Linked DNA regions of Mus musculus: region 1 is linked to region 2. A link is a loop called in an ENCODE intact Hi-C map of the cell type or tissue named here. Cell type or tissue: heart. All regions are shown on one strand. Links, peaks and the distances in the headings refer to the core of each region. The heading gives the core; the rest is flanking DNA.

What was found. Peaks named below come from ENCODE experiments on the same cell type or tissue, not always from the same donor. Only the 100,000 strongest peaks of a DNase experiment are listed, where the experiment ranks them.
Region 1: it touches region 2 in a loop (2.5-fold over the local background); 2 of 42 quality-filtered maps call a loop at or near these places.

The regions. Positions count from the first base shown.
Region 1 is chr17:50,720,689-50,736,201 of GRCm38, forward strand. It overlaps Tbc1d5 (TBC1 domain family, member 5), which reads right to left. Exons shown (of 22, transcript NM_028162.4): 22 at 12,439-15,513. The coding sequence ends at 15,257. Among named protein-coding and RNA genes, the nearest start is that of Gm41598, 62 kb to the right of the region's middle. In heart, for the core only: a CTCF peak has its summit at 11,376; DNase peaks (open chromatin) are centred at 10,383, 14,923, 15,403, 15,493 and 3 weaker places; H3K27ac peaks cover 1,224 bases.
Region 2 is chr17:50,676,453-50,692,276 of GRCm38, forward strand. It overlaps Plcl2 (phospholipase C-like 2), which reads left to right. Exons shown (of 6, transcript NM_013880.3): 6 at 11,260-12,042. The coding sequence ends at 11,439. Among named protein-coding and RNA genes, the nearest start is that of Gm41598, 110 kb to the right of the region's middle. In heart, for the core only: no CTCF peak of the experiment used is centred there; a DNase peak (open chromatin) is centred at 6,419; H3K27ac peaks cover 881 bases.

The DNA.
Region 1 (15,513 bases), core at 7,514-15,513, 49 kb after region 2:
AAAAAGGTATCACAATTTCTGCTGGATTTATTCCTGCTAATTGACAAAGTCTCATTTTCCATCCAGGATCAATACAGAAACCATTTCTACATAGGTCTTTAATCTTTTACTCTTTGAGCTAAAAATACCCACTCTAAGATGTTTTCTTCTCTCTGAATTAAGAATTCCTATGGGAGAATGAGTAGAAGGCAAAATAACTAAAGTACAGTCAAGCCTTGGATCCAAACAACCCACATGAGCATCCTGTAATCTCTTTTCTACCAGAGCCAGTTCTTGCTCGGCCTCAACTGATAATTTTTTTGACTATTTAAGTTCTTATCACCTTGTAAGGTTTGAAGTAAGTTACTTAGCTTTTGAGAAGTTAAAACAATTGTAGGCCATAGCTAGTTAACATCTTCTGGCAATTTTTTTGAAAATCTTTAAGAGTTTGTAATTGATCTTTCCTGATTTGTGCTTTCTGTGGTTGAATTTTCTGTAGATCTATCTTATATCTTAGATAATTAACAGAATCTCCTTTTTGGATTTTTTTTTTTCAGAAGCAATTTTGCAAAAAAAAAAAAAAAAAATCAGTAAAGGCTTCTTTTGGGCCTTGTATAATTTTAGTAAATGACTCTGACCCCTTTCCTGATTCTTCAACCTTATCCTAAGCATTTAAAGCTGGAAAATAATCTCGCACCAAGGTGTGATCATCAAATTCAAGCTGCCTTTGTAGTGCAGCATATTGACCTTTGACTAGCAACTGACCTTGAGAAATATTAACATCTTTAGCCCTAAGTTGCTGTTCTATGGCCCTAGCTTCTCTTTTTACCATGTTTGCCATTGTAGCTAAGGACTGGCTTTCAATATTGCCATTGTCAAATCTTTCCAGTCTTAGGGCATAATTTTGTTCTGAGTTTCCCATGAAATTAATATTTGCTTCACATAGGGTAAATGCATACCATATGAAATAATTTCTTCCTTGAATCTCCTCAAATCTAAAATCTCCATAGGATTCCATTTAACTTATTCATAACCTTTGAGGTGCCTATCATCTAATGATAGTTCTTGTATAGTAGCTGGATAAATTAATGTTGGTTTTCTAACAATCTTGGATCACCCCTCTTTAGTAGGTTTTTCTTTTTTTCATGTATAAGTCTTTAAGACGTTTATCTTATCAATCCACTTTTCATATTTACATACACACAAGAAAACCACTATGGGTATTAAGGATAAAATATGAATTACCAGACTGATAGCAATTATAACTGGTATTATGTCAATCTCAACTAAATTATTTATTGTTTCATTTTCTGCATCTAGTTTCAGTCCATCTAAGGCAGCACTCACTATACAGGGTTCTAATGCCTTCTATTATGGTATCCCCACCCTTAACTTTCTCCTTGATGACTTCTCAGGTGGCTTTCCAAACTTGGTGGCTTCTCAGTTTGCCACAGCTGGCATGATTTCTCTGTGTAGTTGTGCCTGTTTTCAATATTCAATACTGTAACCCCATTATTCAAGCAGAAAGCTCTTGGATTAAAAGTTTGTGCTAGGGCTGAGACACACTACCACTAGAAATATGGTTTTCCAGTAAAAATACACTATCTTGGGGCTCATTGTGTGATTAAATATTCTTCAACGGGAAAACAGTTTTCTTGGAGTCTTCCATCATTTTTGGCTCTTACAATCTTTCTGGCTTGTTTTCTGTATAGATCCTTGAGTCTTGAGTGGAGGAGTATAATAAAGACATTTCTTATAGGGCTGAGAGCTTCAACGTCTCTGGCAATTCAGCCTTTTGGTGATGGTGAAGGGTGATATAATCTCTTCTGTAACTTCTTCTGGGCTGAAGTTAGAAAATTTTGGTCAGGACCCAGGAAGGATGGAATGATGGTCAAAGACTGGAAGTAGGGAAGGGAGTCAGGTAATGGCAGAAGACATCTGGTTTGCTGTCCAGGTTCTGCAGGACCATCTTGAGCTGGTGAAGTGCTGGACACTCTGAAGAAGTTTAGGATGCTGCTTTGGCAGGAGCTCAAGCCAGGAGGGGATGGCAGGAGACCTGAGGAAATTTTTTTCATAAGCACTGTTTCAATATTCAATATGACCATTGGATAATTTTGTTATTTCTTTCCTGAAGTAACCTGTGAGGACAGGGGATGGTCATTATTACAAAGAATATAGAGATCAGTGGGCCAAGGATATGTAAGAGGCATAGGACCAAGACAGACCAAAAAAGAGTTCTGCAAAAGAGATGGCCCTCGAGGAGGTAGAAGTTTTAGCAACTCATGTATATTTTCAATCCCTTCTTCCACCCAGATGTCCTGGTTTACATCTTGTCTCTCAACAAGTGCAGGGTTCACTGGCTCTGCAGGACAACCTGGGGCTAGCATGTTGTAGGCCACGTTAGAGCATTTTGCAGGCTGCTGTTGATTCCCAGATGGTATCTGTACGTGGAATAAGAATCTGTTGGGACAGATACAGACTAGGGACAGAAGGTACAATTAAGGAGCTTAGGGGAAACTATCTTGGGTGTACATTCGATTTTTCTAGATCTGTGGTCCTGGTAGTTGGGGTGGTGGTAGAAGGACTTCCAAGACCAGGGATATGCAGTAGGTGGGAAAGCTTAAGCTGTTGACTGGCAGGCATTTTTATCTGGAGTCTGCTTGCCCTGTGAGAGGTAGATAGAAGTCATGACTCAAGCTTGTATGAATTTTTTAAAAGTTTACAAAAAGAGATGAAAGCGTTAGTTATATTAGCATGACCACTGTTTATAATTTGCACTAAAATCCTCATTGGGGGAACAGCAGTTGACAATGTCTCTAAATAGCTAGAGTAGAATAAGGCCTTTGAGCATACCAAAAGCTTGAGGCTCTGGGTTAAAAGCATGAACTTCTTTCTTCTGTCCAAAGGACTGGATGAATATAGACTGGACAGAGATGTGTTCAGTACAAGAGAACCAATTTTAAGTCTAGATTTGTAATGCTCAAAATTAAACTGTAAGCCCCATCTTCCCAGGAATCAAGTAACTTCTTGGAATGCTGGAAATTGTAGTTCTTAGGAAATAACAAAGCCTCATGGCAAAATATAGTGGCCTATAGGTTTGTCTTTATAAGCCCCTGCAACACAAGACATGAGATGGAGGCCATTCTCAGTTGGGAAATTCTGGGGAATGGTCCTGACCAAAGTCCATCTCTTGGTCAATATTTAATATTTACTAAAGCTTACTTCAAATTTGGCCCAAAATGGTCTCCTCCCCCCTGCCCCGGCAAATCTCAGGCTTAACAGATTTAGAAAACAACCAAAGGAAATTTAAACTTTGAAGACTGACTATATTAATATTAGCCAGTGCTTTACTAAAGATTATATTAATAGCTTATCAGAACCCTGTTAATTAATATGTTCAATTTCTGAACTGTTGAAGTCTTAACATCATGAATCATCTTTAAGCCTCATTTTTAAATGCAAATCACCTCCTCAGAGCTTTACAATGTGCACTTCCATTCCTCAAATCATTTTCTTAGAACCTCACAACTTTTTTAGTTCTTTACAACATGCATTTACACACTTTAAATTATTACCTTACTTACATAAACTTTAAACTCTTATTTATTATTTACCACAGGATGTAAGTGTGCAGTGACATGTATAGAAAAGCCTTTGTGTCTGGATTTGAGTGAAATATATCAGCAAAGCCTTTGCTATATTTGGGTCAACCACTGAAAGCTGAGAACTTGTTTTAAGACTGTTTGAACCTTGAAAAAATGTTGTCTCCCTGGTGAGTTGCACTTGGTGCCATGTGAGAGCTTACAGCTGCACAGACCTTGGTCCTAAGACACTCCTGGCAAACCTGGAGTTCTCACATTTGGTTATGGCTAGCCATGGTCAAAAGGGACTGAGCATTGCATGTGTTGTCTGCAGCAAGGGCAAGATAACTTTGGTAGTTGGAGCTGTTCCCAGCCCCAATTCATCTTGTGTAATGATTGAATAAAGTAACTGGAGTGAGCTGGGGGTGGTGGTGTGTGTGTCAGTCCTTTTGAAGAAGGCTGAACCCCTCTACTCCTTGGGAAAATGAAGGCTTAGCATCTTGGTGAGCCGCTTTCTACAGTGGCGCCTACAACCAATATTAACCAATACCCAGTCCCCAATCTGGAAACTTCAAAGCTAGTTGATTACTGAGAGCAGTGACTGAAAAGCAAGTTCTTTTAATAAAGGAATAGTACAAAGTAGCCTTTTTTGTTACTAATAGCACCACAGTAGCTTGAGTTTGTTTTTACAATGAAACCAGCTTTGTGAGTTTATCTCTGTGGGAAGCCATTGAGTCTGCCTTTCTCAGTAGGAGGTCTAGTAGCAAAGTCTTACTTTTACATATGAAATGGACTGACCAGGCACCTGAAGACTTGGGGAGGAACTGGTTAACTTGCTGCTGCTAAACTGATACAGCTACACTTAGCCATCAACACTATTGGGGATCTGAGAAGGATACATTTGAGCAGCAAGTGTAATTAAAATTGCCTCTGTGTCAATTAAAATGACAATTTATACATTACCGGGACAGCCATCCTGGGCTCCTCTATGGCCTTGTTTGGGGGTAAAGATCTTCAGTCTTTGGCTCACATGGGGCAACATTTAAGTCTTTGGCTGTCATAATGGGCACCATTAACTCTTCAGTTGCCAGATCCAGAAGATCCGAGAGATTTTTCTATGGTGGAGGGACTTAGGAAAACTGACCTACTTTGACAAGGTAGAGTAGATAAGTCAACTCAAAAGTGTCCATAGTTTTGGGCAAGGCCCTGGTGGCAGACAAGGCATGGGACAGCTCTTTTTCCAGTGGTTAGCATTATCCAGGTGGAGTCTTCTTTGGAGATAGCTTTAGCTGCTGCTACCAAAGGCCACACTTAGCATATAACTCTGAGGGGTTTGAAGGTCACCATCTAATCTGTTCTGTATATATGATTCTTAACAAACTTTGTTTTTAGTTACATGCTTCTGGTGTAACATTGATAGTATATATATGGTAGCATATACAGAAGACTATAGCTTGCCCCTGTGAATGAATTACATTTGTACTTAGGATAACTACAAGCATGATTCTGAGCATGTGAAAGAATCTGATCACTTATAAGACCAATAACTTGCTTTTCTGTATCACTTTTAACATTTTACAAGTTAGTAGTTTTTATAAGATTAGGATTTTATTATAGTTTTATCCCTGTTAAGTTTGAGCCTCAAATTTTTGAATGGAAGATTTAATTGAAGATCCTCTACCATAAAAATATAACTTTAAGCCACAAATGTCATCCACAGAGGGACTGGGAACCTTCTTTCTCAATCCTTTCCTAGTATAGCTCTACAGAATATCACAGTTTGTTAAATGAGTAAGCCTATCCAAATAAGTAAAGCTTAGCAAAGTTAGCAGAGATAAAGGGGCTAGACACACACCTTCATGCCAGCTTCTGTTAGCATGAATAGTCCTTAGGTGTTTTAAACACTATCTTCTTATCTATAAAACCTAATCTATAAAATTTACCATATCTATCTAAAAAGTTTTAGATGCTCTGTGTTGAACACAGATAGCAAAGTAGTTAAGCATATATCTCTATGCCAGTTTATATAACCTGAGTAGACCATTATAACCTCAGGAGATGATGAATCTTAATCAAACATATTTTATTCAGCAAGTATATGTTGTTCTGAAAAGGTCAGTTCAGGACCTTTTGGAAAATTCCACCAGACCCCTCTCCTCCAGTAGGGGAAGGCTAACATTCTGCAGAACTGACTCACCTGCAGGTGGGGGAGGCCTAGACCAGGTAAACACATTCTGCAGGGCACACATTGCCACTTCATTCCCTAGAGACCAATCAATTTAAAAGTCACACTGTTCTACCAATCACATTGTGCCTGATGGCTGCTGCTCTGAAAAACTGTATAAAGACTGACCAAACAGGCTGTGGGGGAAGGTGGGTCGCCATCTCTCCTTTGAGTGTAGGATGACCCCAACGTGTTGGAACAATAAATTCCTCTTGCTTTTTCCATCGATTCCTGGCTCTGTGTGGTTTACCCAGGGAGACCCTGGTAAGCTAAGGCTCACCAGAGTCTTATAGTTCATTATCTAAAACTTCTATTCTCGGGACAAAAATCATCATACAAAAATCTATCTGAATCCAAAATATCTTGGAGACTTGCTGTTGTCTCCTTAGAAGATACGGTAAGCTGGGGTTCAGTATTATAGGTGCTGCCTTCGTTGATTTATACCACATGGTCATTTTATTCATGATAGTGGTGAAGTCACATGACATGTACTCTTTAGCTTTAGTAAAAAATGGCTGCAAGCCACGTGGTCGCTATGTACTCCAAGGTAAGCCAATCAGGCATATATCCATTTCTTTCTTTTCTTTCTTTCTTTCTTTCTTTCTTTCTTTCTTTCTTTCTTTCTTTCTTTCTTTCTTTAATCCATTTTTTCTAAAAAAAAATAGTTAAATCCAAGGTACATATACAATATGCAGTAGCAAATTAAGATCACACTGCCCCCACACACTATTAATTTTTTATTAGAAGTTTTAAACCAACTTTTTGTTAAAGATTTTATAGAAGTTTTAAAACTGCAACCAATGAATTTACCATGAGTTTACAAATCCTGAGATACACATCTTGACATAAAACTTTTAGTTTAGAAAAGGTTTTAGAGATACAAGAGAGAGAGTATTTAGAGTTGAATAAAACCAAAAAGGAGTAAGAGCTAAGCAGCTGTAATCCCTACTGGGGAGAGTTCACCTTTTAGCTGCTTTAAAGCTCAAGTGTCCTTTTTTGGCCTATCCTGGCTCACTTCCCTTCTTCCTGTAGGGTCAGGTAGCCTGCCTGATCCAGGACAGAGATTTTAGAAAAAACATTTAAATAAGCTTGCTCTGGTCTAGAGAGAAAGGGTCTTCACTCCAGAGCCAGGTTTTTATAGAATGGAGAGCAGCATTACACTGTACAATATTATCCATGCCCAAAAGACACTTGGATCTCTGAGGACTGAACAGTGGTCAGAGTGAGGGACAGAGCAAACCGAGAGCGAAGAAGGCAGAGACGAGAGCAGGGACAAAGGAGGTTGAAAGGGAAGGAGCCAGCTCAGTGATGGTGCAAGCAGGAAAGCAGACATCTGGGAGGCTTAGGGGAAAGGGTCAGGAACAGGAGCTCTGTCAGAGGGAGGGGTCCATATCTTAGAGGCCCAAGAGGATGTAGAGAAGTGTCCTAGATAACAGGCTAACAAGGAAAGAGAGAGACAGAGACAGAGCAGGCTGCTCCAAGGTGAAGGTGAGGAATCTGCAGGCAGGAGCTGAGAGCGGGGGGGGGGGGGGGGGGAGAGCAAGTTCTAGGAGAGAGCAGAGAACATAAAGGGAGAGCAAGGGTGGGAGGAAGGGTAAGTGTTCTGCTGACACGAACTTCAGCCAGAGTGTTCCAAAGAAGATCAAGAGACTTGTCAGAGAGAAATGTCCCAGATTAGGAAGGAGAGTGTCCCTTTCCATGCAGTAGGTACACAGCAGAGCAAGAGAAGCTGCCTGATATACTAGCATGGCTTCTGCAGCAGCAATGGGTTCCAAGAGCTAACAGAGACAGGGCAGGCAGTTCCAAGGTGACACATACCTGAGTGCTGGCACAGAGACAGAGCCTTTCTACATGCCCAGGAGAGTGTAGAAGGCTCCAGGAGCCGGAAATGCCCTGGAGAAGCATAGAGGGTTGAGAGAAGAAGTGGCTGAAGAGGTAGGTGACTCTAGAATTTGTAGTCAAATATGGTGGGTAGCAGAAACCAGCAGAGACACATGATCCATACCTTAGGAGAGTCAACTCAGCAGCTTGGCTCAATTAGGAGAAGTTAGATCCCTTGGAAAGGGGGCCATTTGTGCCTCCTGGGTTTTTGGCACCAGATGCATAAACTGGTGACATTACCATGCAATGGTATATTTAAGGCTTTATTTTAGACATGAGAGCAAGAACAGCCAAATGCATCTGGAAGAGCCTAGAGAGAAAGAAGTAGCCTGGACATGGCATGGAAAAAAAAACCAGGAGAAAAACGAGAGAGAGAGAGAGAGAGAGAGAGAGAGAGAGAGAGAGAGAGAGAGAGAGAGAGAGAGAGAGGAGAGGGGGAAGAATGAATGAATGATTATATCTGAACTAGGAAGGTTCTAAGAAGAATGAGTGGCTGAGGAGAGAAGACTGAGCGTGAGGGAGTTTGGGGTAAAGGACGGGGTGAGTAGAGACACACATCCCTTCTGTCTTTTGAAATTTGAGGAAATGGAGTTTCTCTTGGATCTGACAGTAACCAAAACCATTGGGAATAGTCTATAATGTTTTGGATAATGTTATGGGACCCTTTTTGCCAATAATTTAAAAAAATATATATATAACCCATTCCTGATACTGAATGGACCTAGATGGGGAAGGGGAAACAGACTACAGTATCATAAAGGGATAAAATGGAAACTAAAATAATAGGTGTGGTGGTTTGACTAGGTACCCCCCTTACACCCCACCCTCCTGCCCAGACTCATGAGTGTGAATGCTTGGCCCATGGGGAGTGGCACTATGGAGTAGGTGTGGCCTTGTTGGAAGGAGCATGTCACTGTAGTGGGCTTTGAGGTTATACATGCTCAGGGTTATACACTCATTGATACAGCCTCCTTCTGCTGCATTCGGATCAAGATATAGAAGTCTCAACTCCTTCCGCAGCACCATGGCTGTCTGCAAGCCTCCCTGTTTCCTGCCATGATGATAATGGACTGAACCTCTGAACCTCTAAGCCAGCCCCAATTAAATGTATTCCTTTGTAAGAGCTGCCTTGGCCATGGTGTCTCTTCACAACAATGAAACCTTACCTAAGATAGAGAAGTAAATGAGAGGCCAGGTTAAAGGAGGGTAGGGAGCAAGGGACAGCAAAGCCACTTGGAAACCTACTATTGTAGAAGCTTTCTCTGATAGTGAATATATAAAAGGAATCTAAATGGAGCCACCGTAGAATGAGGAAGATGACGTCTTACTTTCACGATGGGTGGAGGGTGGACTGTTTCCTGGCTTACCAAACCCCAAGATGAGGTGGCTCTAAAATTATACTGTATGGTGAAACCCCGGAGCAGCTCAGAGAGGCACAGTGCTGGTTGTTGCTTGGTCACCTCTAGGTGACCCTGTGGTTACCCTCTCTGCAGTGCCTGCCGCAGGCTTTCTTTGAATCTCTTAGAAACAGGATTCTGAGAAGCCAGCAGCAGCCTCGTCCCCACCCTGCAGGCCTCACACAGTTGCATTTTTATAAAAAGTTTTATTTATACTTCATGTGCATTGGTATTTTGCCTATATGTATGCCTATGTAGGGGTGTCAGGTCCCCTGGTCAGTTACAGACAGTTGTGAGCTGCCACGTGGTTGCTGGGAATTGAACCTGGGAAGAGCAGCCAGTGTTCTTAACCACTGAGCCCTCTCTCTAGTGCATTTTCCTTCTTTAGGTGGCCAGCCAGAGGGTCTGTGCTCTGGTGCAGGCTGTTGTGGATTGAAGCTGCAGAAGCTGCCGTGGCTCTGCAGAGCCTTGAGTTCAGAGCTTATGCTACCCCAGGCTTCCTTGGTCAGTGGTGGGCCTCAGGGCTGAGCAGTGTCCAAGACAGACATAAAGTACCTGCCCTGTTAGCTATGTGGGTGACAACTGGATGTAACCACATACAGTACTGTTGCAGGGAGCCAAGCATCTGCCTGAGATGGAGAAATGGGCTCCAGAGCTACTGTCCACAGTGTCCCTCTTAACTGGGAGAGGGGCATCCCCAGGGTGACTGAGGCAGGCAAGCTTGAAAGACGCTAACATTTCCCGACATTGGGTTCCATTCCAGGCCTCTGGCCTTCATGTTCCTGCTGGAGGAAAATGACAGTGGCCTTTCTACCCCATCATTGCTGCCTATGCCCCGTTTGCTCATCTGCTAAGCCCTACATCTCTCTAGCTAGACTGTAAGTTCTAAAGAGCTAGAGATCCATCTTTTCATGGTGAGTCTTCAGCTCTGGGCAGGGTTTGACAAATGCCAGATCCTCAATAAATAGTAGCAGCTAAGATATGGGCCCTGGTTTCAAGGAGGACGTGGTGACCAACTCTGCTATGAATACACACAGTAGCAGCAGGGAAGGCCGAGGAAGACCTGCAGCCTCAGGACAGCTTGGAGATAAGTCTCACTAATTTGGACATGGGAGGAAGATACCACCACTGCACAATTATCCACCCCCAGAGCTTAAAGCCACCTCCACCTGTCAGTCTGCTTGTGATGTAAAAGAACTTGGTTGTATACCTTTGCTCTACAAGGCCTGCCCTGTTTTGTGTGACCTGGGTCCTGGAACTCTAACAGAAGCAAGGGAACAGAGGACACACAGACACCCACAGAGTAAAGTTGGAAGTAGGCTACTGCCCCACCCAGAAACTGTTTACTGGGCACAGCACAGAGGGGAGGAGTTATCTAGTCTCTGAAGGAGGGCTCTGGAGGCAGGTTCAGGCTATAACCATCTTTGCACACGCTGCAAAACATAACCACTGATGCTTGGACTCAGGAGGAAAGCTTTGCCGTTCCTCAGTGCTTCACCCAGGTCTTTGCCACCTGAGGCCTTGGAATTCATAACCTGGCAATGTCTATGCCAGCAATACACATTCAGTCAAGACTTGGCTCACCCAGGGCGAACTGTAGCATGGTCAAAATGAAACCACACTGTGAGATCTCAGGATGCGATGCGGGTTGGGGCCAAAAGGGATCTCACCTAAGGGCTGCCTGGCTGGTCAGGTTGGCACTTCTAAGGTGGAGGCTGGGGAGCAGGGATCAAGGAGAGGAAGCTGGACGGGTGTAGCTTTGATGTGAGGTAGGCTGGAGCAAGAGCTCACTCTATGGGATGAAGAAGAGGTTACTCCTGTTTTTATTGGAGGGGTGAACTGGAGACTTGAAGGACACTCACTGGCCACACCTAGCAGACTGGGATAAGGACAATTAGCCCTTATTTACAATGAATAAATTGAAGGACAGCAGGGCTTGGCTTGGGCAGCTGAGTGGGTGTGGACCAAGGGAAGGGACAAGGAGGTGGCTATGCCATGTTGAGGTCAAGGATGCTGTGGGAGGGTTGAGGTGAATGGCCGTAACTTTGCATGGTGGTCTTCATTGTAGTTCTTTCACAGGAAGATGGCCCCCACTACAGCTCCATTCCCCTCAGTTTCCTTAACCACAGGCAGAATCCTGCGTCTGGGTTCCCATGACCATTGTGGTCTGAGTGTGCTCCACTGCTTAGTGAAGGACTGCCACTCTCCACAGCAAGTACCTTTGGGGGAGAATAGAACCTATGAGGCTACCACAAAACCAGTGCAGAGCATTTCCTGAGCAGGAAGGAGGTGTCCCCACCGCTCACCACATGGGGGCAGGTGCCTGACACCAGACTCCTGCCCCTCCTAGGCAGGATGGAAGCCTTCATCTGGGCTCCCTTTGTCACGGGCGCCTCATCCTGACGCAGACATGTCTCTCCATAGACACACATGGGCAGCTATGGAAGGAGCCCTCCATGTGTGGTTGCATTCTGATGCCAAGTCCTTCCTACAGCAGATGTGCTCCAAGTTCAGAAGTGCCCAGCGGCACAGATACCTCAGAGGATGTTGGCTGGCAGATGCAAACTTCAGAGTCAAAGTGTTCTGAGGGACAGAAGCCACTCCAACATGGCGTCAGCCACAGAGGCCAGCTGGCAACTGGATAGGCCTCGGTTAAAACCTCCCATGTAGAGGGGCTGTCCTGGGTATGGATGAGCCCTGTGTAATTGCTCTTGTGTTTTGAACTAGGGCAGCCCTGCCTTGCCTGAAGGACTCACCCTTCAAGCCAGGCTCAACCTTTAGCCCAGAAGCAGGAAGGATGGAGAGGAGGCTCAACACGGGAGGAGCCTGTGACAGGAGCCCAATCTGACAGGAAACCCAGGGAACGGCTAGCACTGGCCTAGGATGTTCCTGAGGTAGAAGTGAGAGGTTCAGACCCCAGATCCTCTTAGGTAGAGCTAAGTAGGAAGAAATTCCTGTAGCATTGGTCAGCCGGCTTGTGGCTGCTGGGACATGCTGTGTCCACTGGCTGGCTGGGCTGGGTACACGGTAAGTGACTGCTCATGAACTGTTGTGGGTGGCGGTGGGGGCGGTGGGGGTGGGGGTGGGGGTGGGGGAGGGAGGCTTCTTCCTTCAGCAGCTCCTCCAGAGCCATGACTACTCCTGAAATGGAGCATCATTCCATAACCTTCCCTGGGACAGCAAGGGGTGAGAAGTGAGAAGCACTGGTGTCTTAGCGGTTAGGAAGCAGTCTCAGGAGACTATGAAGGTTGCCCATGCTGTAAAGGAAGGAAATGCTAGTGAGGGCGAGGCATGGCCAACACCAGCCCTGCTGGCCAGGCGCTTCCATGCTCTCCGGACCCCAGAGCTATGTGACTGGAAGAAGTGGATGTGATCCCAGTTCTCAGTAGTCCTTTATTAGTACACATCAAGTGGGCTCGCTCTGCCAAGGAGGCATTTCCTACATCAGTATGAGCTCCGGCACCAAGGCTCGTGAGGACATTGTTGGCACTGCTGGGATATCAACTAGATGAGCCGAGCCTCATGCACCGAAGGAAAACTTCCACACCAGCCTGGTTATAGGAACGACACCTCTTTTCAACAAGAGAGAAGCAGCTTTTGGGCCTAGCATGGAGGAGGCCATGTGATCTGTGAAGAGCCTGCCGCCACAGCTCTCCATGCACATGGCCTCTTCCCCAGCTCTCATTTCCTAGCAGTTCCAGGGTGGGGAAGGGAGATGGCACTGGCCGGTGCAGGGCCACAGGTGCTCCCCGCTTTGTCTTTAGTGGCCACTGGGAGAGCTTTTAGCAAGCAAAAGCAACCTGTACTGAACAGCAGGTTATACTAGAGTTTTGGCATTTGTCCAGCCTTTCTGACACTAAAGACATGGCTGGCAAGGTTGTCCAGCACAGCCAACCCGTGCGGAGGAGATTCACCCCTACGAGAACTGGGCTCCGGGGAGGCAGCTGCCCTCCAGAGTTACACTCAGCAGCAGTGTGGTCACTTCAAGTTGCAGTTAGTGCAGAGCAGAAGGTCATCTTGCCAAGCTAAGCCAGGAAGTTCTCGAGAACTGAACCGAGGCACTGAACCGACCCTCTGTGGCACACAGGTATGTTTTACTTCACACTTCCAATCTGATCAGAGAGGACTGCATGAAACACAGAAATGTGTATAAAAAAGCAGACGACAGTAGGGCTTAATCTAGGCTTGGCTTGTATAAAACTGTATTAGCTGCTATAATCAAAATGTGAGAGATTAAAACTGATGATTACCATGTGGTTAAAGAAAAAGGTTCTATATATCCAGGACTTTAAAATGTACAATTAGACAGAAGTACCTGATAAAATAACAGGGACGGAATGCATCCCAAACCAGCAGTGTAGGTAACCAAGGGAAGCAATGGTCACCAACGAAGAATAGAGTCACTTAGAGAAGAGCTTTCCATCCTTGGTTCTTCCAAGGAGAGAGTGGCCTGCCTAGGGACCATAGAAACATCTCAGTGTGAACCTGGGGTTCTCATGTGGCACCCACACAAGCACAGGAGCGGGGCACATCACGGGCATGGGCAGGGCAGGTAGGTCGAGGGGTTATGAAATGTCCATTCAAACAGTAATGGGTCAGCCTATCATCTTCTTGGCCTGGTGGGTAGCCAGTGATAGTTATCTATTGACCTTATTCTCAACGCAAAGGAGATGCTGGGGACAGGGCTCAGCAGTGACAGACATGGCCGGCACTGTCCCAGACCTGGATGGATCAGTCAATACTTCCCACACTAGATCTAAGGTACTGACACGGTTATGTCAAGGCTTTAAGTGGAATGCTTGCTGGAAGCCTTCTAGCAGGGATGGATGGTGGCCCTGATTCTTACAGAGCAGCTTCATGGGACATGTATGCAAGCAGGCTCCTCAGAATGCTGAGAAGACTGGTCAGAGGCAGGGGGTAGAATTCATGAGGCCATGACTGAGCCCCGCCACCATGTGAGTGAGCCACCAGCCCTGCTATGCAGTACAGCTAAGAAGCCTGCAGAGCATCCTGACATTAGCATTCCTGTCTGTAGAGAATTACAATGCTATTAGTGGGTGGGGCACTGCCCAGAGGCCCAGCTGCTCTCTGAGGAGGACAGAAGGCAGAGGTGACATCTAACAGATGCTACATCTATCCACCATTTCCACTGTCCCTAGCTTTGTGCCCAATACAGCTCTGTACTCGGCCAATAGACGGGGAGATGTCTCATGTATACCCAGCCCAGGCAGGGGCCCCGAGGCAGGCAGGCCCATCCTTGGAGTGTCTGGATGCAGAGTTTACAGCTGAGCTCCAAGAATAGGGTGTTGGGGGTTGAATAGGAGCCCTGTATCTTGTGGTACCTGGAACGCTCTACAGGAAACCTGCTCCCACAGAAGGAACTCCAGGTCTAATTCCCAGGAGGTCTGACTCCGGGTTGTGCGAATGTGGTTTTCCTCTGTGCTCCTCATTTAACAGGCCACTGTAGCTCTAAACATGCTCAGAGACCTGACCGGAGAGCTCTGGACACATTTCTCCAATTCAAGGATGTTAGCCCTGTGACTCTTAAAACCATCTCAGAGCAGACTGGCGTGGAGCCACTGCACTCCCGGCTGTGGGGACTCTGGAAGGAGAAATCCAGTTGTTCAAGGAGGAACAGCGGTGGCTGAAGCTTAGGAAGCCCAGGGTCCAGAACTGTATTTGTGTCAAACAAGAATCTGATTCCTAATCTGAAACCCTGCTCCTACAATTCACTCTGACTCCAGCCCTGGGAGCCACCCGCTCTGCTCCCTCTGTGTGGCATGTTGGGCTTCCAAGGCAGGAGTGAGACTGCCTGCCAGATTCACTCAGTATCAACAAGTTCCCTGTGGCTGAAGCTTTGATAAGGGGAAGTTGTGAAACCAACTTTTCCTTCTGAGTGTAAACTGGCAGAGCTGCTGGGGAGGAGGGGACGGAAGACATGTGGCTCTGATGTGGTCTGCTGTGTCTGACAGTGGGTATGGAGCTGGGGACCTGACCTGGCCCTAATTGGAACAAGGGTCACAGGGTCAGGTAAGGGTCTGGAAACCTCTATCTGCATTTTGGTAAACATAGTGCATTGAAAGAAGCATAGTTGCCTCTTTTTGTAAAGAGTTCCAGTGGGTTGAACCAATGCCAAATGCATGCTGGGAAAAAGACACTGGTTCAGCAGGGTGTCCGCCAGTGGGGCCCTGTGCTCAGATGTCCAAGGGGCTCACAATGGTGAAGCCAGACTCCTTGCTGCTGTCATCATCGGGGCTGGAGCTGGGGTTGCTGGAGGAGGCTGAGGCTGAGGCTGGGCCCATCAGTGGGTCTGAGAACAGCAGTGGGGAGCAGGCTGGGGCTCGGCTTTTCCCAGATGTGCTTCTGAGGGTGAGAAGAGGCTGGGCCTGGCCTGAGAAGGCCCCCCTGGCACGGTGCCCCTCATCTTCTTTGGAAACCAGAATGAAGTCAT
Region 2 (15,824 bases), core at 2,686-10,685:
ATCTTGGTGTTCTACTCATTGTTCCCTTGAACAGAGCTCCTGTGGGCATTTACATACAAGTCCTCGTATGTTTATTCCTTAGTGGGTGAACACTGAGTGCAAACTCAAGCCAGATGCACCTCACAGGTACTATGTGTCAGACCTCATGTGGAACCATCAACACAGTGTGCAAGCAGCAACACAACCCACGTTCATGTTCACATTGGCCTTAGTGCTGCTGGTTTGATGGACTTGAAGTGTTTGTCAGCACTTCAAATTGTTAGCATAGCTCTGTTAGTGAATGGAGGAGAGTGAACATCTTTTTTGTAATTTTCTTTTTTGTTTGTTTGGTTTTTGAGGCAGGGTTTCTCTGTGTAGCCCTGGCTATCCTGGAACTCACTCTGTAGACCAGGCTGGCCTCGAACTCAGAAATCTGCCTGCCTCTGCCTCCCTAGTGCTGGGATTAAAGGCGTGAGCCACCATGCCCAGCTATAATTTTCTTAAATGGTGGTGTATTTTTTTTTAAAGAGACTTACTTTCTTTCTATTTGTGTGTGTATACATGTGTGTGCATATGTATGCTGGTACCCGTAAACAGAAAAGGGCATTCGATCCTCTGGAGCTGGAGATACAGGCAGTTGTGAGTTGCCCAACGTAGATACTGGAAGTCAAACCTGGGTCCTCTACAAGAGCAGCAACCCCTCTTACATCTAAGTCATCTTTTCAGACCCCCGATGGCAGGTCTTATCATGATGTTATGTTTCTTCTTAGGATTTGTTAAGATTCTTGGAGTGTGTGTGTGTGTGTGTGTGTGTGTGTGTATGCTTATGTGTGTGAGTGTACATTCACCCATGTATGTATGTATGTTTTGATACTGTTTCACAAGACACATATATGTTTAAAATCTTTTTCTCTGTTTTAAATTTCATGATATTTGTAAGCAATATTTCTACATTTAAGCACTGTTGCCTTGCTCTGAAACATAACATTTGCTGTCAGTCATGTCCAGTATGGGATGGGTGCTGGAGACAGAACACATGGCCTTCTGCGTGCTAGACATGCACTGTACTGCGGAGCCACAACACCAGCCCTTCCGTTTCACATCTCCTAGACCCGTATGGCCTCTGCCTTTACTCTATGTCCCACATTCACAATCAGTGCGGAGCTCCGCCGCCACCCTGCTTCAGGCTCCAGCCTTGGTGGCCATCCCGAATTACATGCTACCTCTTGCTCTTGGTTCCTTCTCAGATACTCAGGTGCTGCTTCTCTGTGGTGGTGCGTGCGTGCGTGCGTGCGTGCGTGCGTGCGTGCGTGCGTGCGTACAGTGGTTTTCTAGCTTTGAATTGGACCAGGGTCACTTGTCTCTTCTCTTTCTATCCAATTGTTTTTTTCCTCCGCTCTATAAACAAAAGATACAAGAACCATCATTAACTGTGTCCCTCCCTAGTTCGGTCGAGTATAAGAAAGAGTTTTCTGTATTTTTATCGCTTCTCAGAGTAGCTACTGCTAGCTTTATGAGCCTGTTAACTTCAGTGTAGTGCAGTAGCACATGCCTGCAGTCGCAGCTCTTAGGTGACCTGAGCAGGAGGCCAGCCTGGCGGAGCTGTGCAACAGGACCCTGTTCCTTAGTTGGCCACTTCCTGCGCAGTCTGGCTGCTGCTGTGGTTTTAACTTGGTTGTGTTCTTATTGGTTTCACTCTGTATCAGGAATGTGGGCAGGGACTTCTGTGGCTCATTTCCCACCAGCACTGTGGGGAGGAGTTGATCGATCTTTCTTCTCTCCTCACTGAAGTAATCTCTCCCTGAGAACAGTTACCGTGCATGTTCATTGCTGTGCTTTTGATGGCAGAATCTCAAGGTGGAAAAGTCCTGGTGTAGCTGGTTACCAGGAACAGAAATTCACCAAGACTAGCTGGCAGAGAACCGGCTGAAAGTGTTGGCACTCACAGGAAATCATGAGAGACCACAGGGAACTCGGATCAAAACACTGCATTCCTGCCTCAGAGGGCCAGAAAGCTGTCAGAAGCCCTGGTGACCGAGAGCATCTGTGTCCTCTAGTTCCAGGGTTGTGCTGGCTTAGCTCTGGCATCTCTCCATTCTTCATGGCTAGCTAGCTCCTGTTCACGCAGTTCCTACTGTGTTATAGCTCGGCCTCTCCTTGGTCTTCTGCAACTGCTCTTCATGAGTTCTGTAGTAAGTGTACCCTGTGGTATTTGCTGGCTCAGCCCAGCCTTTTAGTTCTAGACCAGCAGTCCCACAGTGACAGGCCTCCTCATATTAGTTCTTACCCAGCCCTAATCCCTGTAGCCAAAAGATGGATGCCTTCACTGGCAGCTCCAGTTTCATGTTGCTGTGTAACAATCTACCTCAAAATTGGGGGCTTAGCCCCCCCATTATTCTATACATTAGCTGTGCTCAGCTGGGTGGTTTTCCTGATCCATGTGGTGGTGGTCAGGGCCAGGGGAAGGCTTTGCTTCATTGGGAGCTCACATGGCTTAGAAAATGGAGCAGGCTTTACTTGGCTGGCATCTCACCTAAGAGCTTGGGGTGTGTGTGTGTGTGTGTGTGTGTGTGTGTGTGTGTGTGTGTGGCAGGCTAAAGCAAGCTGCTTACAGCCCAAGCCGTCATCAGATGAAATACCCAGCTGGTCCTTCCCCCCGCCCCCCCCCCCATGCCCTGCACTGGCTGCCTTCAGAAAACAAGGATGAGAGGGAAACTCCAAAAGTAATTAGAGACTTATTCTCCCTGGGAACATAAGATTTCTGCCAAAAAAAGTCAATAAACCAGGTTGTGTCTGTACAGACATGATCTAGATCTTCTTCATGTATCCTGGGCACAGTGCTTACCTTAGAAACCTGAGGACTGTCACTCAATTCTTTTCTAAAATTTAATGTGGTGGCCCATGGATGACTCTTCCTCTAGATATTCTCGGCTGTTTTAGTGACTGTACTACAAGTGAGATCATATGTTGCCAGCTTTTCTGAGAAGCTGTACTTGACTGGAAGCTACTTTTCTATTTAAATAGTGTGTGAGTGGCTCAGAAAACCCGACAGTCCCAGTGTTCATCATTAGGCTTTTTTCACCACAGCATATCCCCCAAGACCTTACAGTGCGCAGTGATCTTAGCAAATGTGTGCTCACACAGAAGGTGCGTGGGGGAAGGGTCCTGTGTGTGCTGCTTCTCCTAGTACTGTCGGAGGTACAGAGCTGATCCTGAGCACTCCTCACTCTGCAGACCCTCTCTCTTTCCTCCTGGATCTTGGTCTGGAAGCTCTCCCTGATTTCCTGCTTTCTGGGTCCAAGCTGTGGCTCACTTCCGTGGTCCAACTGCTCCTGAAGCCTCCTCCCAACCTGTCACCAGAATGTCAGTGGATGAGGCTGCCTTCCCTATGACAGATCCATGACAGGGGCATGAGTCAGAGCCAGTTTAGAAAACATTATAGTCTAGATACCATGGTGCCCAGCAATGGCTGGGCTTGGTGGTAATATTTCCTGGGGTCACGGGGACAGCTGGGTAGAAGTCATGATTCCCGAAAGTCTTTGGACTTGCCAAGTTCCTTCCCTGCTCTCCTTTCTAGGCCCAGCTCAAACTCCTCCTCTGCAATGCTGCCTAGGAACCTCCATCTTAGGTGAATGAAACAGGACATTGTTTACTTGGGAGAACAGCATTTCTTCTGGATTTAAATTAAATTGGTTTCTTAATTTGAAATTTTATAGCGCTTTTGTAAGTTGAGGGATAACTACCGATTAGATAGAGACCAGAAGTGGTGGTGGGAGTCTCAAGACTCCAGAACAAAGTTGAACAAAGTCTCCATCATTCTTGTATGATGAAGACCTGCACATACAGTAAGCGATCTCCTTAGATTGAGGGAAGCAGCTGAAGCCAGAACACAGGGTGTTATTTTCATCCCTCCCCAGTGCCTTCCACTGCCTCTTGCAGAGCTGCTATAGATGTAAGCGGGGCAGAGGGAAAGCCCCGCCTTTCACTACCAATGCACGTTCAGCCCTGTGTGCACAGCCGCAAGTGCCTGTGGGGGAAAGCCATGGGACGGAAGACACAGGGCACATTTAGACAGGTCTCAGGACCTGTAGAAAAGCATGTGTCCTGGTGCTCTAGCTGAAGGCTACTTTGATGTTGGGTAATCTTGTTTCAAGTGTGAGGTTTAGTGAGACTTCAGTTGGAAGTAAGCCTGACCAATAGGAGACCTTTCTGATTATAGTGCTCGGCTTTAGCCTTTCCCGAGAAAGGATGGTGAGGGATGCTGTACAGCCCATAGCCAGAGCTCCCATAGCCCTGCCTTCCCATTCACTCACTGCTCATTCAACACACAGGAGATGGAATTCTCCGTTTCAGTATTTACATCATGGGAAGCATGCATAGGCTGAATACATAGAAATGGTCGAAATTCTATTTTATGTGCTTCACGATGCTGCATTCAGTGAGTGGGGTTCAAGCCCTATGGTTACTTGAAGGGAGCATAAGGCACACACTTAGAAAGTGGGTTATATTCTAGTGTAACTTGCTGTTTATATTCTGTCTTGTCCAAAGTCCCTGACTTGTCTAAATTCAGCTTCCTAGCTACCAGGACCAGAAGAGCACCATCTTCATAGTCATGAAACTGCCATGAGCAGTCTGTACAAAGGCCAACTACAGCACTGACACCAGGTCGTCATTCAGTGAACAGTCGCTAGCCTTCCCAGAAGGCTTTGTTGTCTTGTCTCTGACATAATGTAGGCTTTATAGCTTCAGTTACTTGGTAATTACAATTCAGAGCCCTTCTGAGCCACTTTCAATTGTGGTTGAAAGAAATGTACTGACAGCTGGAACAGTGGCTCAGAACTGCCCACATTTCCAGGGGATCCGGCTTGGCGTCCCAGCACCCATGTAACAGCTCACAACTACCTGTAATTGCAGTTCTGGGTGACCAACCCTCCCTTGGGACTCTGTAGGTACTGCACACGCATGGCCCAAAGATATGCATACCTGCAGGCCAAATACCCATGCACATAAAAATAAGCCGTAAAACACTAACAGGGCGCATTAGATAGTTCTCACGACATTTTAAAAAGTTCATTTATTTCTCTATTGCAATCTTTAGGTTCATAGCAAAGTTGAGAGCAGTGTTGGGAGGTGTCCCACATCCTGCCTGTTGCATGTATCACCTCTTCATCCTCCCCACTAGAGTGATGTGCTTTTTGCAGTCATTGCAGAGCCTCCATTGACATGCCATGGTTCCTCAAAGACCATAATGCAAGCTAGGGTTCCCTCAGTGTTGTGGGTAGGATAGATTTGAACAATCTGTATTGTCTATAGCAACGTGCTCCCATTGTTCCCCTACACCCTTTTTCAGTTCTAGAGACTGAACCAGGGCTTCACACACATGCTAGACAAGCACTCTATCCCCAAGTCCCATTGCCAGCCTACCATTCATAAAAGGCATTTTTGATCGTACACATTTAAGTCGCATGACTTCATGGTTTGATTGTGTCCATTACTGTGTCACACAGGATCTGCACCTTATTCCAGTGCTCTGAACATCCTCTGTGTCCTCCCCACATGTCCCCGATACCTGTCAACCACTGACCTGGTCCTGTCTCCATAGTTTTGTTCGTAGCTCTCTAAGGAGGTCTGGCCATTTGGCTGTGCTTCTCAATGCTTATGAAGTAGTAAATTGAAGCAGACTCACTTGTAGATGAGTCTCCCGTCCCCTGCAGCAGTGACCAGAAAATATTTACTAAGAGGCACCATGGTTGTGAGTGCCTGCTATATAATGTCCCATCAGAAGATGTGTGTTGGGTTTGCAGTCTCAGTTGTCTGGTTTGTATTGCAGAAGATACTCAGATGAGAAATAGCATAGCAGCTATACTGCATGTCATCATCTCAGAGGGACACAAATGGTCTCTTGAGGAGAGACAAAACCCAATTCTGTGCTGGGAAAATTAGATGCATACAGATATAGTCAATCGGCAGAGACCGGCATATGTTGTTGTGTTTTATAAAAAAACAAGGCCAGGATATGTTTTGTATAGTGAGGTATGGTGAGGTGGGAGGGGAGCCTCGGCAGGCCCATGCTGAGACCATAAGACAGGTTTAGTATAGAATAGAGTTTATTTAGGGCATGGGAAAGGGAGTTGAGAAGAGAGTAGAGACAGAAAGACAGGGAAAGGGAGAGAAGAGACAAGGCTGGCTGGAAACATGTAGAGAGAGGGGGAAGAGGAGAGATGGAGAAAGAGGTCAGAGATTGAAGGGGCAGAGAGTTCAAAGGGAGAGGAAGGGCCAAACAGCCCCTTTTATAGGAAGCCAAGCCTACCTGGCTGTTCCCAGGTAACTGTTGGGCAGAGCCTAGAGGGAATGCTAACACATGTGCTAGGTCTGGATGTCCCTGGACAGTTGTCTGCCTTCACTAGGCTTTAGTGCCCTAGGGCCTCAGCCCGAGTTGGCATTGTCTCCAGGAAGTGGATGGAATTGTTGCCACAGTCATCTGTGTTCCTCTCCGCATTCCCAGGGGATAAGAAGGTCAGCGCAGTTTATTTTTGTGCACTTAGCCAGAAGCCCTAGGGAGGAGGTGCCAATAATACCAAAGATGTTTGGAAAGGCCCTAGAAAATCAAGTTATTTATATATTTACCTAAAATTACATAGAATATGTACATGTGTATATATACACACATATTGTAAATTTTAGAGACTATAAAATCGTATGACTCATTGCGCTAATAAACAACTTCCATTTGGTACATCTACCTTCTGTGTTGCCCCCTCCATTCCTACCCTTAGCTGTTTGTCCATTCCCCACCTTGTATCACCTGTACCCTGTCACTCCTGTCAGCTCCCCTGCTTCTGACATCTGCAGTCCCTTATGCAATCCTGGTCTCTGTGTTTATTCCATGTTGTATAATCATATCTGAAGATTTGGGGCTATAAACCATAAACAGCACTCAGTGTAACCATTTCTAGGTCCCTCTGCTTGTAAGTTTCACAATTTCACTTTTCCTTACAGTTGGATAGTATTCTGTAGTATATATGCCCCATAGTTTCATTATTCATTGTCTGCTGAAGGCCATTTAGGGTGTTTCCATTTCCCATCTATTGTGAGAAATGTCTATGCAGTAAGATGTTGGGTCCTTGAGGCACATGCCAAGGGCTATATAAATGGGTCGGATGGTTGGCCTATTTTTAACTTTTTGGGGTTCTCCACACTGATTTTCAGAGTGGCTACACCAATTTGCATTTTCACCAACAGTGAATGCGGCTCCTCTTTTTCCATAGCCTCACCAGCATTTGTTGGCCATTGTTTTATTGATCTTTGTATTCTGACTGGTGTAAGATGAACTCTCAAAGTTATTCTGACTTTTATTTCCCTAATTGCTAAGCATAACAAACATTTTTAATGTCTTAGCCATTTTTAGATGCTTATGTGACTTTTATCTTCAAGTTCATTTATATGATGTATTTATTGACTTATTATTTTTAACAAACCCTGCATTTTCAGGGCAAAGCCAGCTTGCTCATGGTTGATGTTCTTTTTGATATATGGCTAGCATTTATTGGGGATGTCTGCAGCTGCGTTCAGCAGGGAGCCCAGTCTGACGCTTGACTCACGTGTCTTCCCCTCATTTGTGTATTCGGATGTTCCTGCTTCAAGGAGGATCTTGAGAGCGATCCCTGTTTCTCTCTTTTTGAAGAGTTTAAGGATCAGTTGTAGTTCATCTTTGAAGTCTGGTAGAATTCTGCAGCAGTTACTTTTAAAGGTTGCTTTGTGGGCCAAAGTGAGAACCTTCAACATTTTGGCCTAAATGTATTAGAGTTCTTTCTAGATAAAACCCAAACAGAGTAAGTCACACAATTCAAAACAGACTATGAAACTGAACACAGTTTGAGATTTCTCAACTAAAAACCCTATAAAGCCTCCAGATGGCTTCAAAACTAGTCACCCTTTGTCAGTGGCAGTAGTGTTAAAGTCCTTGCTCTTTACAGGTGTGAAACACTGGCCTGTGAGCACACCTCGGCCAGCACTGGCTCCTCAGGATCCCTCTTCCTTCTCACTGGGAAGCTGAACTCAGACAGTTTATTTCTGACACTGCACAGAACAGCATCGGGCCAGGTTCAGCTGCTGCCGTGCTCAGACGTGCTGCCACTGAGGCTAAGTTTTCTGCCACATGCATGTGATTGGGTGCACACAGGATCTGTTTCAGATGCCATAATGGCCCTCTGAACTTGGGAAACAAAAGTGTCCCTGAACCCTGCTACTACACATTATTCTGTCTTTCGGGAATTTTTGTTCTTAAAGTTCTTTTTCATCACCATGGTACATCTGTGCTGAAGAAGAGCAAGCCACAAAGCCTAGACTGCTTCTCATTGTGTGCCCATAGAATAAAGTGTCTGCTAATCATAGTTACAGGCAGGAAGGACAGAGCCGGGTGTTCTGGAGGAGGCCTGCATGCTTGTACTTTGTTTCCATTCCACAGACACTTGCTGACCACTTACCATATAATGTGCTAGGCTAAGAGGATCTAGTGATGATCAGAAATACACACACACACACACACACACACACACACACACACACACACACGAGTCATGGCCTGAGGAGGTCAGGCCAGGCAATGAGCACTGAGCTCTGGTTCACTCTGCACATGGAAGGCCTGCATGAAGAGGACCTGCTGTGTGTGAGCCATGTTTAGTGGCCTAGACTGGTGAGGGCCAAGTGAACAAGGCAGGAGATATGGGGATAGAATGCCAGCTGTGGGGCGTGTCACAGGGCCACCAACAAGGACTTTGACCCTCACTCTGAGCTACTGCAGAGCCACTGACAGGTTTTAAGCTGAGAGAAGGTATTTTATGGCTGGGTCATAGTTGGCTCTCTCTGGCTGTGATGTTGAAAGGGAAAATAAGGAATGTTCCAGTCCCGTGGTTAGAGAAACATGGCAGTGGCTTAGAGTGCAGCGGGGCAGTGAGAAGGGATGCAGCTGTAAGCGCTTGACTCAAAGTTACTGCAGAGTTGCATCTTACAGGGGCAGCGGGGGAGGGGCAGGCAGGGAGCTGGTGGTGACACTGGGGCTTTGCTTCAGGTGACATTGAGAACAAGGGTGCTCGAACTGAAGGGAAGCTTGAGGAGGGAGAAAGCAGGCATCAGGAGCCCAGTCCAGAACATGTCAAGCCATAGAAGGTGTTTTCACAAAAGACCAACTAATCTTCAGTAACAAAAGTAATATTCAAGTAGTAACCAAAGAATGAAGACGGTAAATGAATTTTAAAAATTAACAAAACAAAGAGCTGTTAAAAAAAAACATAATAAAATCAATAAGCCACAATCTAGGCTGAGGGGGAAAAAATGACAAAAATTACTAGTGGGGAACATATAAGGATTTCAGATCCTGTGGACAGTCTGAGGATATCAAAATAATATCATAAACTATTCTGTGCCCACAAACTTTGTATAGAGAATGGACAAATTCCTCAAAAAGTATAGTCTTCCAAAACAGTCTTATAAGGCCAGCATTATCCTAATACTTACAGCAGAGGACTTTGCAAGAAAAAAAAAAACACTATAAACCAATATTTTTCATGGATATAGGTAAAATTTAAAAATGTATATGTCATGAACAGGGGAATCTATATTGGATATGCAAAGGTGACTCAGCTTGAAAAAATTAATTTGTGTAATATGTCACATCAGTAGGCTAAAGAAACATTGCACAGTTATAGCAGTAGCTGCAGAAAAGAAATCTGACATGGAATCCAGCGCCCATTCTTAGTCCTCATGGTAAGAAGGAGGGACTCCAACACCACTAAGAACATCTGCACAGCCCACAGCTGATGTGACACTGTGGTAAGAGTCTCAGAGCTCCCCTTAAAGATCCGCAGCACATCAGGGCTGTCCTGTAGTTACATCACCTGCTTTCAGCGTGGCATTAGAAGTCCTGGCTAGTGCACTAACACAGAAGGGCAGCTAATAACAAGGGGGGGGGGGGAGACTTGTTTAGTTCACAGGTTCATTGCTTATATATATATATTATCTGAAAATTTAACAAGTAATTAATAAAATGCCTGGAACTGTGTTCTGTTTGTTTTATGTTGCTGTGATGTCAACTTTACACAAACTAGAGTCATCTGGGAATAGGGAACGTCAACTGAGAAAATGCCCAACCAGATTAGTGAACAAGAAGAGTAAGAAACCAAGAACATGGTCAGAATCCCAGAGCTTGGGACAGGAAGATCAGGAATCTGGGGGTAACCTCTGCTGTATAGTGAGTTAAAGGCCAGCATGGGCTACATGAGGCCCTGTCTTAGAAAGAAAGAAAGAGTAGGGGGAAAAGGCAGGAGTGTAGTGGGAAGACCTGTCAGCGAGGAACAGGAGATGTGTTCGAGCTGCAGCAGTGCTCCTCAGCACCCTAAGCTGCACAAGGCCACCCAGCCTCCAGAGGCAAGACTGACAGAGTAGACAAACTGCATAGAGCCATTATCAGCTCAGACTAGACAGTGACCCACTGTGCCCCACTCCTGCCTCCTTTTCACATCCGTATACATAAAGTAACAGAACTAAGGGGCACACTGGACAAATGTTACTTCCTGGTTCTGATACTGTAAGTCAGCAGGTAAGTTTGGGGAAAGGGCACAAACTAGACACACGGGACCACTCACTAGTGTGTGTCCTTCTCTGACTTCATACTGCTACATGGCCTTTTATGCGGAATCCCCTTTCCACCAGGCAAACAAACAGGCGGCGATGAACCAAAGATCTGATTCAAGTGCAGCTGGAAGAACCAGTGACTTACTGGAGTTACTTACAGGAGCAGGAGACACTCAAAAAGCCCATGTCACCAGTATCCTGTACAATTTTCAGGCAGCTATGCCACTGATCTACCATGGCAATTGGCTTATTATTTGCATGGGATACCTTAAATGTGAAATGGTCCCAGAGGCTCATGAGTTTGAACACTTTTTTATTACTTATTAAAACGAATATTAAAAGGAACAACCAAGATTGGTTACGTAGTCTCATCCTTGAAAAATATGGTGTAACAGTCTAGAGAATAGTTGCAATGTAGTAGAGATGTGTTCACGTCTTACATGGAAATGCAGAAAGGCAGAGGACTGTGGAGTGCGGTGGTGAACACGTCTCCTTCTGACTAAAATCGACCTCCTCGGATGTGGTAACGATAAAAACCAAGCCTCTCTTCTGCCGAATCACAACGCCTATATGTCTGCAGAATGGCCGTGAGGGTGTCCAGCAACATTCTGTCCGTCTAATGCTGTTTAATTCCATGTTCTGTTCTAGGGGCAAGCGGATCTTCTGAAATATGCTAAGAATGAGACCCTGGAGAACCTGAAGCAGATCCACTTTGCAGCTGTTTCCTGTGGACTGAACAAACCAGGCACTGAAAACTCCGAGGCCCAGAAGCCACGCCGGAGCCTAGAAGCCATCCCCGAGAAAGCCAGTGATGAAAATGGAGACTAAGGGTCCTCCCAGTCACTGTGGACTTCCCACCGAGAACCAGTCAGCAGGCGCACTGGCTCACTGATCAGGATGAGAGCTGGGATGTCTGTCGGAGCACAACTGGAATACCCAACTGCAGCCCATCACTGCTGTGAATGTATGTAGCAACCCACGTGTGAAGGCAAATAAACTCTTTAACAAGAAACTCTATCCTGGCCCAAACATGCTGTCTTTGTATACAAAACGCCCTGAGTCCCACTGTGAAGAGCAGTGCTTTGCCGTATTCCAGCAGAAACAGGCAGTTCCCTCACTCGGGGGAACTGGATTGGATTGCTGAGTTTGTATTTATTGGTGAAATGGTGAATGTGCACACCTCACTGTGTGTGCTTGCCAGTCTTGGCGCTGCAGAGGATTTGTTGGCGTGCTTGCTGAGCCATATTTACTAAGCAGAATGTAAGAACCCAGGAGCTGAGGGCAATGTGCAGTGTGACTAAGGCTGCCTGGCTGAAGATGTGCTGTGTCAGCATGGGCAGCCGGGTGGAAGCCGCACCTTGTACATAGATTTTCACTGTATGTTGTAGTGGTCACATTAAAGATATCTTTTATGATATTTCTCCAATAGCAGTACATGCTTTTAGTGAAACTTTAACTTTTAAAACCTGTTCTCTTTCAAGAAGCCAATTACTTTTTAAATGACTGCTAAAATGTAAGTCACCTGAGTCGCTGTCCGGCTTTTAGGATGGTTGTGATGCAAGCTCAGACCCCACACTGGCCTCTGCACACATGAGTCACCCCCTCCCCCCGCCCCAGCCAAGGGCGCCATGCTGCCTGCAATTGTGAGCAGAATCGAGCGGGGGCAGGTTATACTTCCCTGCGGAGCCACCAATGGCCAATGCCTCAGTTTCGTCTGAGAATCTTTCTCCTTCATAGTGAAGGGCACCTGGACCAGTTAATTTTTTTAGTCTGATCTTTTCTTTCGAAACCAGTGAAACTTCATGGTATTTTTGAGAGTCAAGAATCCTGCCATCTAATGCTTCCCACATACCACACTTTGTTTCCCTTTGGAAGAGAGAGGTTCTAAGTGTTCAGTGGGCGTTGGTTTGGTCAGCTATTGGGACATCCACTTATATACTAGGTGGCCTGCAACTGACCTCACAGACCTTCCTCCCATGGGCCATGCTCATGCAGGTGTGTGCTCCTAAACCCAGTGCATTGCTCACTTCCCCCTAATAATGCCCATCTCCATCGGCCCTTGGCCAGGTGTGAGTCTCATTGGAAAACTCTTCCATTGATAATAGATAAACACTACTCAGTAGCTGAGGCTCTTAGAGATGAACTCTGGATAGGGAGAAAAATGAATGGAAAATAGCACAGAATAATTAGATGCACAAAGTAATGGAGAACATTGTTAGTGGTCCTTAAACTTAGCAAATAGCACTCAATTTGACGTTTAAAACTCTAGAAATGATCTCTAAAGGTGACTTAAAATACAGTGAAGTGAAAATATGGCTGTGTCTGTAATAATGGTGGTTATCATACAATATGCAAGTCAAGTGACTGTAATTGTAAGACATGTAACTTGTTGAGGCTCATACAGGCCTAAAATCAGGGATCTTAGAACTAAAGGAGTCGAAACTGAGCGTGGACCTGTGATCCCAGCACTTCAGAGACCGAGACGTGTTACACTGTGAGACTCTGTCTCAAAACAACAGAAAACTGGGGGAGTTGCCATCATTCACACTGACATGTTTGTTCCGGATGTGGAAGCTGTGGGTGCCTGAAGTCTCAACATCCAACATGTTGGTGCTACCTAGCCAAGCTTCTTTTGGTCTCCTTAAAGCAATATGCTTTAACAAGTAGTGGAGAAGTGCAGGCACAGTGTCAGGAGGGTTCCCACAGCAGTGGGTGTCCACTGCTTCTCTAGTTCCTGCCCTAAGGAATATGCCACCTGTCACTGAGGACAGTGCCTGTCAGCAGAGCCTGAATCAGGTGCGCTCTTCATCATCCAAATGGAAAGAGAAGACATTTGTCAAGATGGATAGAGTAAGGCTATGATTTACAGGCTTCTGGAAACAATTCTTTTGTAAAGGTCTCTCTGGCTCACTCTGTAACGAACTGTATCCCGCTGGTAAACAAAATCACGATCCTTGTTTTGGGGCTTCAGGAGTTGTGGGGACAGTCAGGGTAGTGTGCAGGTTGATTGCCCTTCATCATCTGCATCTGTTCGCAGGGAGCAGCATGTGAGTTACCTTAGGTACAAATCCCCATGGGTTTGCCACGAGTGTGTGTGTGTGTGTCTGTCTGTCTGTCTGTCTGTCTATATGGGTCTGTGTAATCCAGGACAGCGCAGGAACAACAGGCAATAGGCAAATCTTCATTGAGGACCCAGGAAAATGGAGACCTAGGTGGGAATTCACAAAAAAATGGCAAACATCTATTGGGTCCTGTAGAAACAAAAAAGTCACATTGTGTGTGTGAATGAAGCCAAGATAAGGGTGATGGTTTTGCCCACAGAGTAAACACAGGAACATCTCTGAACATACTAAGCATATGCTGCCACTTCTCCACGCTGAGTAAATTGATCTTCCACAAAAGTTTATCCTTTGTAGACATGGCGGGTCTGGATTTTTTTTTTTTTTTGGTTGTTGGATTGATTGATTGATTGATTGATTGATTGACTGCTTTTACTAGCCATGGCTTCTGGATAATGGGAAAGAAGTCATAGAGACTTGACTGCTTACCTCTGGCACCTCAGGGCCCTGTGACCCCGGAGCCAGACTGTGGGGAGGGATGCAGTCTTAGGCTGGAAGTTTAAGGTAGAATAAGGAGGTTGTCCTTGTCACTCAAATAGAGTTGGGGCCCTGTAGCTTAGCTTGTCTTTGCTACTTTATGAATCCTTTCTTCCACCCGTCTTCACCCTTTTTCTTTCAGCCACCTAACACTAGATAAGAGAGAGAGAAAAAAAATAGAGAGGAAAGGAAAGAGATCCCTGAATAAAGTCAGGATGGAAAGGCGTGTCATTATTATTGTTAGACTACTTCCTGCTGATTAGGGGATTGAGTTCCTTGGGGCAAGTTTGATCTTTGCCAGCAGGATATCTGATTACTTCTTGTTTCTTTTTTTGTGCACGAGAGTATTTAACAAACTACAATCAACAACAGGCAACAACGAACAACATTCAACCAGCAACCCACCAACAACCACCCGCCTCCCAGACCACTAGCATTTATATACCCTTTGAAAAGTCCCCAGAATTCCAAACGTCACACAACCACAGAAACTATCTGCAGCTGGCAGAATCATGCCCCTACCAGAGCACGAGGCAAATCACAGCCAGTTGCTGTGGACAATCTGAAGCAGCCCCATATCTCACACCCAGGATTAAAATAAAAACATATTCTTATGCTATTTCTTTTTTCTTTTTTTTTTAAAGAAACCAAAATTCCAGAATTGTCACTACATTTTTCCCTCTGTTTTAAGCCATTAATTATGCTGGGTGTAGTGGAAAACTATAATAGAGATATTTTTTAATGAAATAAGCACTTTTTGGATCGGTGACCAAGGTTTTCCGGAGACTCTCCTACTTTAATCTTTATAAGTTTTGATAGTATCTTTTCCCATGGAAATATAAGCACCCATGTCCCCAATGCAAAACTGTTACTGGCTTCCATTCTGATGTTAATACATCTTATAGTATATAGGTGGATTTAATTCCACAGTTCTTTTCTATAACCCAGTGTCTTCTGGCTGCTGTTGTTCTAGACAGCCTGAACTAATTACTGTGGGGCCTTGAGCTGTGCCCCACCCCCACCCCAAAACACATACACACAGACGCATTTTGTTTACTGATGGCAAGAAATTGCCTTAGTTATCTCCTTTTGAATCTACAATCCTAAAACCAATGGCAGCCTTTGCCACATCCCATACACACCCTGGGAAGCTTTAGCGGTTTGTATATGCTCAGCCCAGTGGCACTGTTGGGAGGTGTGGCCTTGTTGGAGTAGGTGTAACCTTGTGGGGTGGGCTTTAATGCCCTTGTCCTGGCTGCCTGGCAATCTGTCTTCCACTAGGAGTCTTCAGATGAAGATGTAGAACTCTCAGCCCCTCTTGCACCATGCCTACCTGGATGCTACCATGTTCCTGCCTTGACAATAATGGACTGAACCTCTGAACCTGTAAGCCAGCCCCAATTAAATGCTGTCCTTATTAGAGGTGCCTTGGTCATGGTGTCTGTTCACAGCAGTAACTAAGACAGAAGCCTTCTCCATCCCAATACATTCAGCCTCCCCAACACTATGTAGGAGAGAAAGGAGGTTAGAGGGGGAAGGGGGGCATAAACCTCTTTTCACTACTTCCTGCTAATTATGGGTGTTTCCACATTAAGGCAATGTTGATCTTCATGGTCA